Regions from separate parts of the Homo sapiens genome. Here all the other regions are linked to region 1. The links are chromatin contacts, found by Hi-C or POLR2A ChIA-PET in ENCODE. All regions are on one chromosome and are shown on one strand. The core of a region is the stretch at or near the end of the contact, and the rest is flanking DNA. Distances in the headings are between cores, read along the strand shown.

Region 1 (4,353 bases), core at 232-2,731:
GGGGTCGGGCCGAACTTCATGGGTAAATTTGGGGCCAGTGCAGCGTGGCAGGCGCCGGGGACGTACGCCCCCCACAGTTCCGCAGCTAGAGGAACACCCCCATTCTCCCTCCCAGGCTCTGCACGCTGCGTGGCCCACGCGGGGCTCGGGAGACAGCTCAAAAGACTCCCCAAGGCTGGGAAAGGAGGGAGGGAGGGGCCGCGGGGCACCGTGGTGGTGGGGGAGATACTTTGATGGAAAAAAAAGGTCAAACTTCATCAGCCCGCCGGGCACCCCGCGGGCAGCGGGGGCGAGGAGCCGGAGGAAAAATGCAGAAGTAGCCGCCGCTTCTTCCAAGTGGTGGGGGAGGCTCAGCCACGCGTGGTCGAGGGCGCCCAGAGCAGTTAACGTCGCCCCTCAACACAGGGCTGCGAGCGGGGTCTGATGGGGGGAGTGCGCGCCAGAGATCTACAAGCAGCCGCCCCCGCAGGCTGAGCGCCCGCCCAACGCCAAGAGGTGAGGACCCCGGGCGCCCGCTGCCCCAGCGCCCGCGAACTGGAGTAGTGGGGGGGAGGGGGGCGGCACCCCGCAAGGAGCGTCCCAGCCCCACTCCACGGCGCCCAAGCCGCCGTCCCAGACCCTAAAACCCCTCTTTTTGTCTGAACTCAGTGATCTGCGACCGAGCATACTGCGGCTTAGGGAGGCTTGGGTATAGCAGCGGCCACCAAGCGATCACCGGCGCTAGGTCTCCCAGGCTCCGGGGCTCCGCGGCTTACGGTGCGGGCGCCCCCCGCCCCTCCCAAATACGGACCCCTCCTTCCCCGTCCCCGGCTCTCCGCACCTGAACTTCGGGGGAACCCGCGCAGCCAAACTTTCCGCCGACTTGCAGCGAACTCCGGCCCCGGCCGCGCACCGAACCCCGGGGGAGGAGAGGGAGGTAGGCGGGGAAGGGGAGGGGGCCGGCCTCCGGGGGGGGTCGAGGGAGGGCCGTGGCCCGACACCTACCGGCTCTCCGAGTCGTCCAAGCCGCCACCGCCGCCGTCGCCGCGAGGCCGAGGGGGAGGGGCGGGGCAGGGAGCTGCGCTCCGCTCTGGGCACCACCGCCGCGGTGCGCTCCGCTCCAGCCGCCAGCAGTGCCCGGGTCCGGAGCCCGAGTCGCGCCGCCGCGGCTGGCCCGAGGCGGGGAGGGGGGGGAGCCTGCAGCACCTGCCCCTCCTCCCCCTCCCCGCGGCCCAAATTAAAAAACAACAAAAAGCAACTAATCACCCCCGAGCTGAGCGCGGCTCGCGGGCGGAGGGCTCAGCGTGCGGCGCCCGGACTCAGCAGGCGGCGCGCATGGCTGGGCGCGGGCTGGGCAGGGCTGGGACGCGGGGCCCGGCTTCAGGGGATAAGGCTCTGCCGCTCTTCTCGCTCGGCTCGGGCGTCTGCTCTTGCCGCCAGTGCCGCCTCTGCTGCCGCCGCCTCTACATCCCCGCTCAGGCTCAGCCGCCTCTGCCGCCGCCGCCGCGCGCCCGCCCGGGCAGGAGCTATGAACGCTGCCCGGGGGCTGCCGGCAAAACCCGGACCGGACTCGCCGCTCCCTCCTCCCCCCAACCCCCTCCACCTCGGCTCCCCTCCCTCCTCCCGCCGCCTCCCTCCCAGCGCAGCTCGGGCCACTTGGACGCCGCGGGCTCTGAGGCCGGAGCTGCAGCCGCTGCGCCTCGAGCTCCCCGCGCCCTGACGCGGTCCACCCAGGCTCAGCTCCCTTGCGCGCCCCGTCTTCGCCTATTTCCCGCAACTTTACAAAAAAAAAAAAAAAAGGACGACCTCCCCGCTTTGGTGAGGCGGTCTGGGTTTAGAGACGCACCTCCGGGGAAATCTGCTATCTTTCTGCCCCCTCTAGAGCGGGGCCAGAAGCTTCGAGGACCGGGAGGGAGAATTTGGCCGCGCCCCCCAGCTCAGGTGCGCGGCGGGCCAGAGATTCCTAGTCGAGGGTCCTGGGAGGTAGACGCGTGTTCCAAGACCCCACCCTTCCAAGAGCTCCTTAATGGATTCAGTGGGCACTAGGGCCCCGGGAGAAAAGGGGCGGAGATTCCCGTTCCCATTTCTCAGGTGAGGAAACTGATCCGAGAAAGGATATTTTATCTCTCAGGCAGGCATCAGCCTCAACTCTTGAGTCCCGGGGCTAAAACGACTACGTACATTTGGTGCCCTGAGACCATGGCCTACGCACTCAAAACCCGAAACAATGCTTGGAACAGCAGCGCTCAATAGGTACTGATTGAAAGACAGAAGGAAAACTCAGCCTTGCCAGAGTAGGCGCCCAGTGGGGACAGAGTTGGGCCCGCATATCCCGCTTTCACTCCATCAGTGGCCTCCATATGCCCATCTTAGGCTAATTAATCCTGCTGCTGCAGATGTCTTCACCTCACGTACCCATGGTGCAAGCCCCGGGCTCATATAATCCCAACTGCATATAATCCCAAAGTGGAAGTTTTCTCCAATTCTTTGGGATTCGTGGGGGCGGATTTGTGCAAGGCCGACCTTCCTCTGCGAGGCGAAGAAAACGCAGTCCCCAGACCCAAGCAGGGGAGGGAGAGGGGGAGGGCGGTTGGGGAAGTCAGCCTAGGGTTAAACGTTACAGCCTGAGATCGATTGGGGCCCAGATAACAGGGAGTTAACTGTGGCGATCCGGGCGCCTGCAGCCACAGGCGCGGCCTCGGTGGGAGAAGCGAAACTGTCTCCCACCTCGCTGCTTCCTCTCCTCTGCTCTGCGCAGCCTGGCTGTCTCCGAGGCTGGCGCGAGGGCTTATGGAGCATGGATCTCCTGGCAGCAGCAGCTGGTGCCCACCTTCCACGCCTTCTATATGTGGCCTTGGGGCCTTGACCCAGCCGGGGTGGGGTGGGGGGAGGTGTCAAAGGGCAGAGCTCATCTGGAATGTGTTGCCTCTCTGCCACTCCTGATATCCAAGACCACACGAAGTGACCCCTCCCCAGACATCGTGGACACCTGCTCCCAACCAGTTCCTTCCGAATGCTGAGAAGTGGTCTCCCTTAACTACTATGCCAAGAAATGGCTCCCTTGGGGAGGCGTTTAGTCTCTCTCCTCCTTGCCAGCAGTCCTTTTAATGCCCCCCTCCAAACAAACATCCCATGTGAGTAAAAGTAAGGTGCTTGCTATGGAAACCGTTTTAAGACGCCCATCACCCCCAGAAGATCACTTCCAAACTGCTTAAAGATAGGTATGCTGGGCCTCAGTGTGAATGTCAGGCACTGTGTTGGGCACTGACCGTGCAAGGAAAAAGGAAGCAAAAGCCCAGGTGTAGGATCTCCAAGCATTTAACTCACCTCCATCTACCTTTTCTGGGGAAGCTGAGGCACAGACTGTGAGGGAGGACCTGCTCCCTGGGAGTCAGCAGCAGGTCTCAGAGGGTTAGGATCCATGAAGTCAAACTCTATTCCACAGATCTCCTGAAGCCTAACGCCAGTACAGAGTCAGGTCATGCACGCCCCACAAAAAGCTTTATGCTGGGGTCCATGGCAGAGGGTGGGTAGTAATTCTACTTTAGGGAACTGCTGACTATTACCCACTTTTTTTTCAGACTTATGCCTCCACCCCCACCCCCAACTCAGGCGGGAGGCCAGGGATCCACAGGCTGCAATGGAGGAAGGCCAGGTGGTCCCAGTGGTGATGGCTTCCTCAGGGAAGGGGTGTTGACTTGTCTGGCCCAGTTTAGGGGGTGGATCTTGGAGTTTTCCCTTGCTGGAAATTAACACCTTGGGAGGGAGACCTAGACTGTCACCTATCCAACCCATATGGGAGCCACAGAGGAAAAGGACAGAATTGTCCACACAGAAAGTGTTACAGAAACAGAAAATGTCATGTGCAAGCCATCCACAAAGAACTCTCCACCACAGATGCCAATGAGACAAGCGGGGGACATCCAGGAAGGATGGGGTGAGGATCTCTGCCCTTGGGTGAGACTGTCCCCACCACAGCCCCCTTCCCCAAGAAGAAGGGAAGCTTGGTTCACTATTCTCCCACCTCTGCCTACCTCAAAAAGGAGAATTGAAGTCTCACCTTGCTATTAAACTTTTTGCTGAGTTTTTTGAACCAATCAGCCTTCAAGTCAGGAAGAAGCTCCTTCAGTCTCCAGCACCGCTGGGGGAGATGGCCCCTGCATCACCAGCCTTGTCTTCTAGGGAGGGGTGCGTCCACCCGGGACCCTGGAGTGTGCTCTCCTGGATCCTGCTGATAATACCCATGGCTGGTATTTGTGCAGCCCTTACCCTGAGCAGGGCATTGTGCTAAACAGTTAAGGTACATTATCTTATTTAGCCCTTATAGCAGCCCCTGCAATAATGTCATCCCCATTATTCAGATGAGGAAACTGA
Region 2 (3,974 bases), core at 612-3,111, 750 kb before region 1:
CACGGTGGCTCATACCTGTAATCCCAGCACTTTGGGAGGCCGAGGCGGGCGGATCACCTGAGGTCAGGAGTTCGAGACCAGCCTGACCAACATGGTGAAACCCCGTATCTAATAAAAATACAAAATTAGTCGGGCGTGGTGGCGCACGCCTGTAATCCCAGCTACTCGGGAGGCTGAGGCAGGAGAATCGCTTGAACCCGGGAGGCGGAGGTTGCAGTGAGCTGAGATCACGTGTATTCTAGCGTGGACAACAAGAGCGAAACTCCATCTCAAAAAAAAAAAAAAAAAAAAAAAAAAGAAGAGGTTTCCACAGGTTGCCCCACTTTCTCCAAGCCTAAAACCTCCGAGTTCAGCTACCCAGCTATTCCGAAGCTCAGGGATGCCCTGGAACTTCCTTTTCCTGTCTAACTTCACAAAAGGTCCCAGAAGGAGGAGTCACGTGATTTTTCAGGGTAAAAGCCGAGAGATCCCTAATACTCAAACCTGTCTCAAACTGAAGAGGGAGAATAAGAACCGTCCTTAAGCACACAGGTAAGACACACACAAGGCAGAAGGCAAATAAACGTATCCCTCAACTCTGAGGAGAGGCAAAGAAGAGAAACGATCTTTGCACCAGCTCTGTCTCTGTCTCTGTTTGTCTCTCTCAGTACCAAGGGCAGGGACTCTGGCAAGACCCCGCCCCCCACCCCCAACTCCAAAGCAGGGTGGGCGGGAGGCAGCCTGAGGAGTCCCTGTTCCCGCGCGAAGCTCAGAGACCAAAGGACTCCCTATTGTGGGTCTACGAATGGTGACGGGAACCTGTCCCGCTCGAGCTAAAGAGTAAGCCGAGGGCTCACTAGGCCCTCACCGCGGCCACCGCCGCCATGGAGCCGACCGCTGTCACAGAAGGGCTCCACCAGGGAAGCGGGAGGATGGCCCCGGCCCAGAGCCTACCCAAAGAGAATTCACGCCTCACAATGTGTGGGAGGCGAGGGTCCCGGAGCCTTACCTCGGACACTTCGTCCTCGTCACTGCCAGAGGCACCACCTCCACCCCCGGTCCTCAGCACGGCAGCCGCCAACTTGAAATCCAGCGCCGCGTCCCCTCCGCCCGTACCGCTGCCGCTGCCGCCGCCGCCGCTGCTGCCGACTCCCGACGCTGGCCCGGCCTCCCCAAAGAGCCTCACGGTGCGGATCCCCAGACCGACCCCTCCCGGCGGAGGCGGCTCCGAGGCCCCAGCTGGGGCGGATCGCGGAGCCACAGAGTCCAGGTCCTCCTCAAAGGAGGTGCCGCCGCCTCCGCTATCAGTCAGCATTGTTCGCACCCGGAGCCGGAGACGGTGCCGACCCACTCGCGGTCACCGCCGCCGCTGATCTCGGGAACGAGAAGAGCAGCAAGAGGAAGAAGCGTCTCCTTTCCCCCGTCCCAGCAGCGCCACTAACTTCTCACTGCCTAACCTGCTGCCTCCCGCCCCCTCGACTCGCCACTGGCTGCAATACCCTGGCGGCTGCAGATCATTGGCCAAAGTGACCCGTCGCTCAGGCTCTTCGTCACGCGCCGCTCGCTGGCTCGCAGCCGCCAAGCTGCGTTGACCCGCGCAGGCCTAGGCGGTTGCGAACACCCGCCTCCCACTCTTCACCAGCTGACTTCCGCTCTTTTCCTATGTCTATTGGCCAACCCGCCTGACTATCGCGTCACGACCTTAAAGTGGATTAGTTGGCCTTGTGGTCAGTCATAGTGACCCCGAACAATGGGAGAATTCATTGGCGCCATAAAGTGTCGGTCACTTTGTCGCGGGACGTCGCGTGGTACAATTGGCCTGTGGGAGTACCATTGATCCCGCCCTCATCTGAGGTGACGGGAAAGGGCCGGGAAATTTCCACTTCTGAATAAAATGACTGCTGAAGTGATGACCCGCAAGAATTGGTCAAATTTGGAGTAGACTTCACCCTGCGCTTGGTGAAACTTCTACGTCAAGGATGCAAGAGGCGCCGAAGTAACGCAGCTCCCACCTGTCGCTCTCCGCTGGGCGCCGAGACTATGGCCGGAGAATAGCTGCACCGGGATTGGAGAAAGGAAGCCATCAGTCTTAGGAAGGCTCCACCTTCCTGCCATTGCCTGGTTGGAGGAGCGTAGCGTCAGTCACTAGAGCAGTCACCACCTCTGGGACAGGTGAAGATGTGTAACCTATTTGCCGGGGGCTATTTGGGAGGGAATAGAGGACGGGGAGCGATGAGGGGACAGTCGAGGGGCAAGGCCGATCTCGCTTCGCGCCTCCCGCCTTTCTGAGTTGAGCCTAGCGCGCGGGTCTGAGGGACATCCGGGGAGCTGCTTGGGATGGCCGCCTTGGGGAGACTCGACCCGCCCGCCAGGACCCGGCCGCGCGCCGCAGTTCGGGCGCCTTCGGGCAGGATCGCCCAGCGGGGCCGCGTTCTCCTGCTTGCGGACGGCTGCGGGCCTGAGGGCTGGACAGCGCCATGCCTCAGTACCGGGAACTGTCCCACGTAGGAAGGTGGGAATGCCGCGAACGGCGTGCGGAATCCGACCTCAAGGTGGAACGGGGTGGTGAAGAGTGCATGCTCCGAGGCAGTTTCGAGTTCTGGTGCTGCCACTTACTTGCTGCCTGACTTCGGCGCGTTTGCTGTTTCATTTTTGTGACTTTCAACTCGCTCCTCTGTGAAATGGGAGTAATATTAGTACCTTCCTCATTGGGTTGTTGTTATGAATAAATTAGATGATAATATAGCGCTTAGCAAAGTCCCAAACTTACAGGAAAGACTCATTTTTGCTAGTTATTGTCTCCTCTTCCTTCAGGAACTCTCTGCTCGCCCCTGGGTCCTGCCAGCCCAACTAATTCTAGTTCTAATCAGATCTGTGTGGTGCAAAACAAGGCTAGCTGTGGTGGTCTTCCCTCCTCTAAGGAGATCTCTTCCTCCCTATATGCATCTCTCTATCTCTGTCTTTATCTTGTCAGTAAAGAGGGGGGTTAAAAATATTCAGATTCTATAGCGGGCGCCGTGGCTCACGCCTGTAATCCCAACACTATGGGATGTTGAGGCGGGCGGATCATTTGAACCCAGTAGTTCGAGCCCAGCCTAGGCAACATGGTGAAATCCCGTCTTTACCAAAAATACAAAAATTGGGCTCGGCGCGGTGACTCACGCCTGTTAATCCCAGCACTTTGGGAGGCCTAGGTGGGCGGATCATTTGAGGTTAGGAGTTCTAGACCAGCCTGGCCAACATGGCGAAACCCCGTCTATACTAAAAATACAAAAATTAGCCAGATGTGATGGTGCGTGCCTGTAATCCCAGCTACTCGGGAGGCTGAGGCAGGAGAATCACTTGAACCCAGGAGGCGAAGTTTGCAGTGAGCCAAGATCGTGCCACTGCACTCCAGGTTAGGCGACAGAGCAACACATCGTCTCAAAAAAAAAAAAAAAATTAGCCGAGCATGGTGGTGCATGCCTGTAATTCCAGCTACTCAGGAGGCTGAGGTGGGAGGGATCCCCTGAGCCTGGGAGATGGAGGTTGCAGTGAGCCGAGATCGTGCCACTGAACTCCAGCCTGAGCAACAGAGCGGTGCCCTGTCTAAAAAAATTAAAAAAATAAAAAAAAAACGGTTTCTATCTAATCCTTTAATCAGACATGACCAAAAAAGGAGTCTGGTGGTTTGTATGGAAAATATCCTTTGACCCAGAGAATGTCCATATGATAACAGAATTTGGCTGAAAAAAAAAAAAATGGCCGGGCGCAGTGGCTCACACCTGTAATCCCAGCACCTTGGGAGGCAGAGGTGAGCGGATCACGAGGTCAGGAGATGGAGACCATCCTGGCCAACATGGTGAAACCCCGTCTCTACTAAAAATACAAAAATTAGCCAAGTGTGGCGGCGCGTGCCTGTAATCCCAGCTACTCGGGTGGCTGAGGCAAGAGAATCGCTTGAACCCAGGAGGCGGAGGTTGCAGTGAGCCGAGATCGCACCACTGCACTGCAGC
Region 3 (3,973 bases), core at 697-3,196, 890 kb after region 1:
TTCTCATGACTTTCTCCCTTCACTTAAAAAAAACTCGACTCATGTTTCATCCAGATCAAATGCCACCACCTCCTGAAAGCCTTTCTGGACTTACCCAAGTAAAACTTATTAGCCCCCTCTCCGTGCCTCTACAAGTTTCTTTTGTTGTTACTATTAGGTAAGATTTGACTCAGACAATAGTTTCATTAGTACTGTTAAGGCACTTACTGCAGTCCGCTCTGTACTACACCTGGGGTGTGTGTCTCCCCTATTACACTGTGAGCTCTTAGGTGGATTAAAAAATTATTCTTTCGCTGAATAAATATCCAGATGGGGTCAGGCACCCTGGCTCAGGCCTGTAATCACAACACTTTGGGAGGCTGAGGCAGGAGGACCACTTGAGCCCAGGAGTTCGAGACCAGCTTGGGCAAGACAGCGAGACACCATCTCTACCAAAAATACAAAAATTAGACGGATGTGGTGGCGCGTGCCTGTAGTCCCAACTACTTCGGAAGCCGAGGTGGGGGGATCACTTGAGCCCAGGAGACAGAAGCCGCAGTGAGTCATGATCGTGTCACTGCGCTCCAGCCCGGGCGACGGAGACCCCGTCTTTAAAAAAAATGTTTGTTCAAAAGTCCAGATTGGTAAATAATTAGGCAGAAACTATAGGTAACTCCTACACTCATTCTTCATTCTTCCTGTAAAACAAAATAACACATCCTAATTAATTCGATTTATAAATTCCGTTCCTTAAAGTAACACCCACCTGTCCAGTATTTAAAAATCACTGCTGACTAAACACAAATATTCGCTCCACAAAATGCCTATCCTGTCCCAACAATGATGTAAGCATTTCCTTCATCATAAATATAAAATGCCCCGAATTTAGTCGTAGACTTGACATATCTCGCTCTTTTCCAAATAATTGTAAATTCTGTACAAAACACACGCACCAAAAAAATGTCACCAAGATGCAAGAGGACGTAAGAGGGAGTCAACCTTGGAACTGGGCCAACCGCCGCCTGCATTACTGGGAAGCCACTGCTGCCAAGCAAAGGTCAGGCATTCATTCAGGCAACATTTTTTCCAACAAGTGCTTCACACTCGCACGCACACACACGCTCCTTTAAAAGTCAACAACAATTAAAAAAAAAAAAAAACCTCTCTAATGCCACTCCTGAAAACTAGGGCTGAAAGCTAAGTGCGTCCAACCGACAAGAAACCCAGGAAAGCTGAGTAATCCCCGAGTCCAAGTGGACGGTCACGCCAAAAGTCCACACGGGTGTGGCCCACCTACGGCGAAGCTGTATGGGAGAAGCCCGGGCTCCAGCCTCCCGGTTCGCCGAGCCCGCGTCCCCGCCGCCCCATCGGGAAGTCTCAGCGGCCGGGAAGGGGGAGGGGGCAGGAACGCCTCGGAGCCGGACGACAATCACTTCCCGGGAAAGCGGCTCCCAGACAAGCCGCCCCAGGGAAGGAAGGCGGCCGAGGGGCCCGGCGCGGGGCTGCCGCGCGCGCCGAGGCCGCGGTAACAAAGTTTGGAAACCGCGAGAAAACTTTTCCAAGAGGAAACGCGGCGGCGGCGCTGGGCCTATAGTTTCTCCTCCCCAGCCCAGGCGGCCCCCCGACTTCCCGAGCGCTGGGAAGCGCCGGCCGTGCCCGCCCGGGCCCCATACTCGGGCCCTGCGGGGGAAGGGACCGCCGGCCCGACGCGGGTCCCACGCCCGCCCGGGGCCCAATTCCCGGCGACGTCGCCAAAGAAACCGCGCCCCGCCCGCTCGCCCGCCCGCGGCTCGCGGGGCCCAGCTTGGGACGGCCCGGCCCAAGGACCCTCTCGGCCTGGCCCGAGAGACCGCGCCCGCGAGGAGGGAGGTACGAAGTTACCTGCGGCTAGCTGGGCGAGCGCTAAATTCCAGAGGCCCGAAGCAGACGGGCGCTGCTTTGTCTCCCTCCAGTCCGGCTAGGAGGAGGAAATGGGCCGCCCCACGCCCCCGCCCCCGGCCCGCCCCCCGCCCGCGGCCCCCGCCCCTGTCCCGGCCCCGCCCGCCCTTCCTGGCACCTCCCTCCGACTCGCTCTTCCCGGCGCCTCCCGCCGCCGCCCCGCCCGCTCCTCCCGGCCGTTCCGGCCTCCGCTTTTGGGGAAAGGGAAGGCCCCCACCGCGAAGAGAGTCTGGCAACGCCGGACCGGGACCCCCGAGGGACCTCTTCCTCCCCGCCGCCCACCTCAGAATTCCTTCCTCCCCGGCCCCTAGTGGGAGCTTAGGCCGGGAGTGACCCCTGAGAGGGAGGAGGAGCGGTGACTCCTGGAACAGCCCGCGGGCGGAGAGGGCTGCGCGAGGGCAGGTGAGTCACCGCTCCGCGCACAGGTGAGGCTCAGGGGCGGCCTCGCGCGGGCCCCCACCCCGGCGGAATCCCAGAGACGCGACCAGGGGTACTGGGCACGCTCCCCTCAAGAGTGTCACAGGTGTCCCGGAGTCACAGTCTTCTGGAAAAGTGATCTAGGCCAACTACCTGGCTTTACAGAAGGAGAAGCGGAGGCTAAGGAAAGGCCCCACAGCTTCGGGACACAGTGGAACTAGAATCTGACTCTCAGGACCTTTCATAATGTGAGGTGGAAGCGCCCCTAGAATTCACCTAACCCGTCCCCTCACTCCACAGATGGAAACACCCGAAGCCCTCTTGATCAAGGACTTTTTTTTTTTTTTAAGACGGGGTCTCCCTCTGTCGCCCAGGCTGGGGTGGAGTGTCGCGATCACGGCCCACTGCAGCCTCAAATCCCTGGACAACCGACCCTCCCACCTCAGCCTCCGGAGTAGCTGGAACTACAGACACAGAGTCTCACTATGTTGCCAGGCTGGTCTCAAACTCATGGGCTCAAGAAATCCTCCTCAGCCTCCCAAAGTGCTGGGATTACAGGCTAGAGCCACCTTGCGGGGAGGACATTTACAAACACAAAAGAGGCACCGCAGCAGCTGTCCCTTTTTGGGCTTGTTCCCGCCCCGCCCCCAGCACGTCCCCCCTCCCAGCTTGTCCCCCTCCTCCAACAAATTTGAGGGACCTGACTTCTATCTCTATTCCTCTGGTCATTTGGGGCATTTTATTCTTACCCTTTCTTATCTTCATAGTGAATACTCCAAAAACAAAAGAAAACAAAATTACAAAGCAAACAAACAACACAAAAAAACAAAAACTACTACATGCTCACTATCATCCTGGTATAGAAAACCCTAATGATGTTTCCCCTGCTCACGGGATGATGAATAAGATAGATTTCAGTATTGGCCTATAAACCTGAATAATGCAAGACGACGATGTCCACTGCTGGCCTTGTGCTGAATAGAGAGCAGGGTGCTAGGGAGACCTGCCCTTACCGTGTTTACCCTCTACTCCTCACATCTCCCTCTCCCCCAAGGGAATATAAACTTCTGGAAAGCAGGAGCTGTATCTCCTGCAGCACCCAGCACATTGCCCATCCCCTAGGGAGTGCCTAGTGAACATCTGTGGGTGAATGTGCCCACTGTAATTCAAAGTACTGTGGGCCTGTGCTAGTTAACAGATGCTGACAAAGGGCAATAGGACCATGAAGTGGGGAGAGAACAACCTTTAAGAAAAAGAGGATGGGCACAGTGGCTCACACAAGTAATCCCAGCACTTTGGGAGGCCAAGATGGGTGGATCACATGAGCTCAGGAGACCAGCCTGGGCAAAATGATAGAACCCTTGTCTACAAAAAAATACAAAAACATAGCTGGGTGTAGTGGCACCTACCTGTAGTCCCAGCTACTTGGGAGGCTGAGGTGGGAGGATCGCTTGAGCCTGGGAGTTCAAGGCTGCAGTGAACCATGACTGCACCACTGCACTCCAGCCTGGGCAACACAGTGAGACTCTGTCTCAAAAAGAAAAAGAAAAAGGCAAACCCTGACAAGGTCATTCTTGTCCAACTACCCCTGTCCTGTTTCTGGCTGCAGGGTCTTTGCTCCTGTAGTCTCCTCTGCCTA

The links. Hi-C counts contacts between places; a loop is a spot of excess contacts on that map. ChIA-PET counts read pairs that join two places held with the same protein, here RNA polymerase II (POLR2A). Pooled maps may share reads with other maps.
Region 2: a loop to region 1 is called in a map with no recorded cell type, with 7 times the contacts of the local background. The contact joins the promoter of ANKHD1-DT here to the promoter of CXXC5 in region 1. A Hi-C loop is called at or near these places in 3 of 37 single-sample maps with no recorded cell type and 7 of 50 pooled maps. POLR2A ChIA-PET finds 5 or more read pairs at or near these places in 1 of 52 experiments (OCI-LY7).
Region 3: a loop to region 1 is called in a pooled map, with 5 times the contacts of the local background. The contact joins the promoter of CTNNA1 here to the promoter of CXXC5 in region 1. A Hi-C loop is called at or near these places in 1 of 37 single-sample maps with no recorded cell type and 3 of 50 pooled maps. POLR2A ChIA-PET finds 5 or more read pairs at or near these places in 3 of 52 experiments (activated CD4-positive, alpha-beta T cell, activated CD8-positive, alpha-beta memory T cell and activated T-cell).

Annotation. Positions count from the first base shown.
Region 1 is chr5:139,645,477-139,649,829 of GRCh38, reverse strand. It overlaps CXXC5 (CXXC finger protein 5), which reads right to left and starts at 1,481. Exons shown (of 3, transcript NM_016463.9): 1 at 985-1,481. CXXC5-AS1 (CXXC5 antisense RNA 1) reads left to right here and starts at 102. Exons shown (of 2, transcript NR_149086.1): 1 at 102-495; 2 at 649-831. RefSeq lists silencers at 54-223, 424-1,553.
Region 2 is chr5:140,399,288-140,403,261 of GRCh38, reverse strand. It overlaps ANKHD1-DT (ANKHD1 divergent transcript), which reads left to right and starts at 1,861. Exons shown (of 2, transcript NR_186045.1): 1 at 1,861-2,151. It overlaps ANKHD1-EIF4EBP3 (ANKHD1-EIF4EBP3 readthrough), which reads right to left and starts at 1,429. Exons shown (of 36, transcript NM_020690.6): 1 at 989-1,429. The coding sequence starts at 1,294. It overlaps ANKHD1 (ankyrin repeat and KH domain containing 1), which reads right to left and starts at 1,429. Exons shown (of 34, transcript NM_017747.3): 1 at 989-1,429. The coding sequence starts at 1,294. RefSeq lists enhancers at 1,226-2,115, 2,306-2,355, 2,446-2,595, 2,686-2,835.
Region 3 is chr5:138,751,398-138,755,370 of GRCh38, reverse strand. It overlaps CTNNA1 (catenin alpha 1), which reads right to left and starts at 1,946. Exons shown (of 18, transcript NM_001903.5): 1 at 1,861-1,946. CTNNA1-AS1 (CTNNA1 antisense RNA 1) reads left to right here and starts at 1,447. Exons shown (of 2, transcript NR_134244.1): 1 at 1,447-1,848. RefSeq lists enhancers at 779-1,345, 1,346-1,913 and a silencer at 1,617-2,056.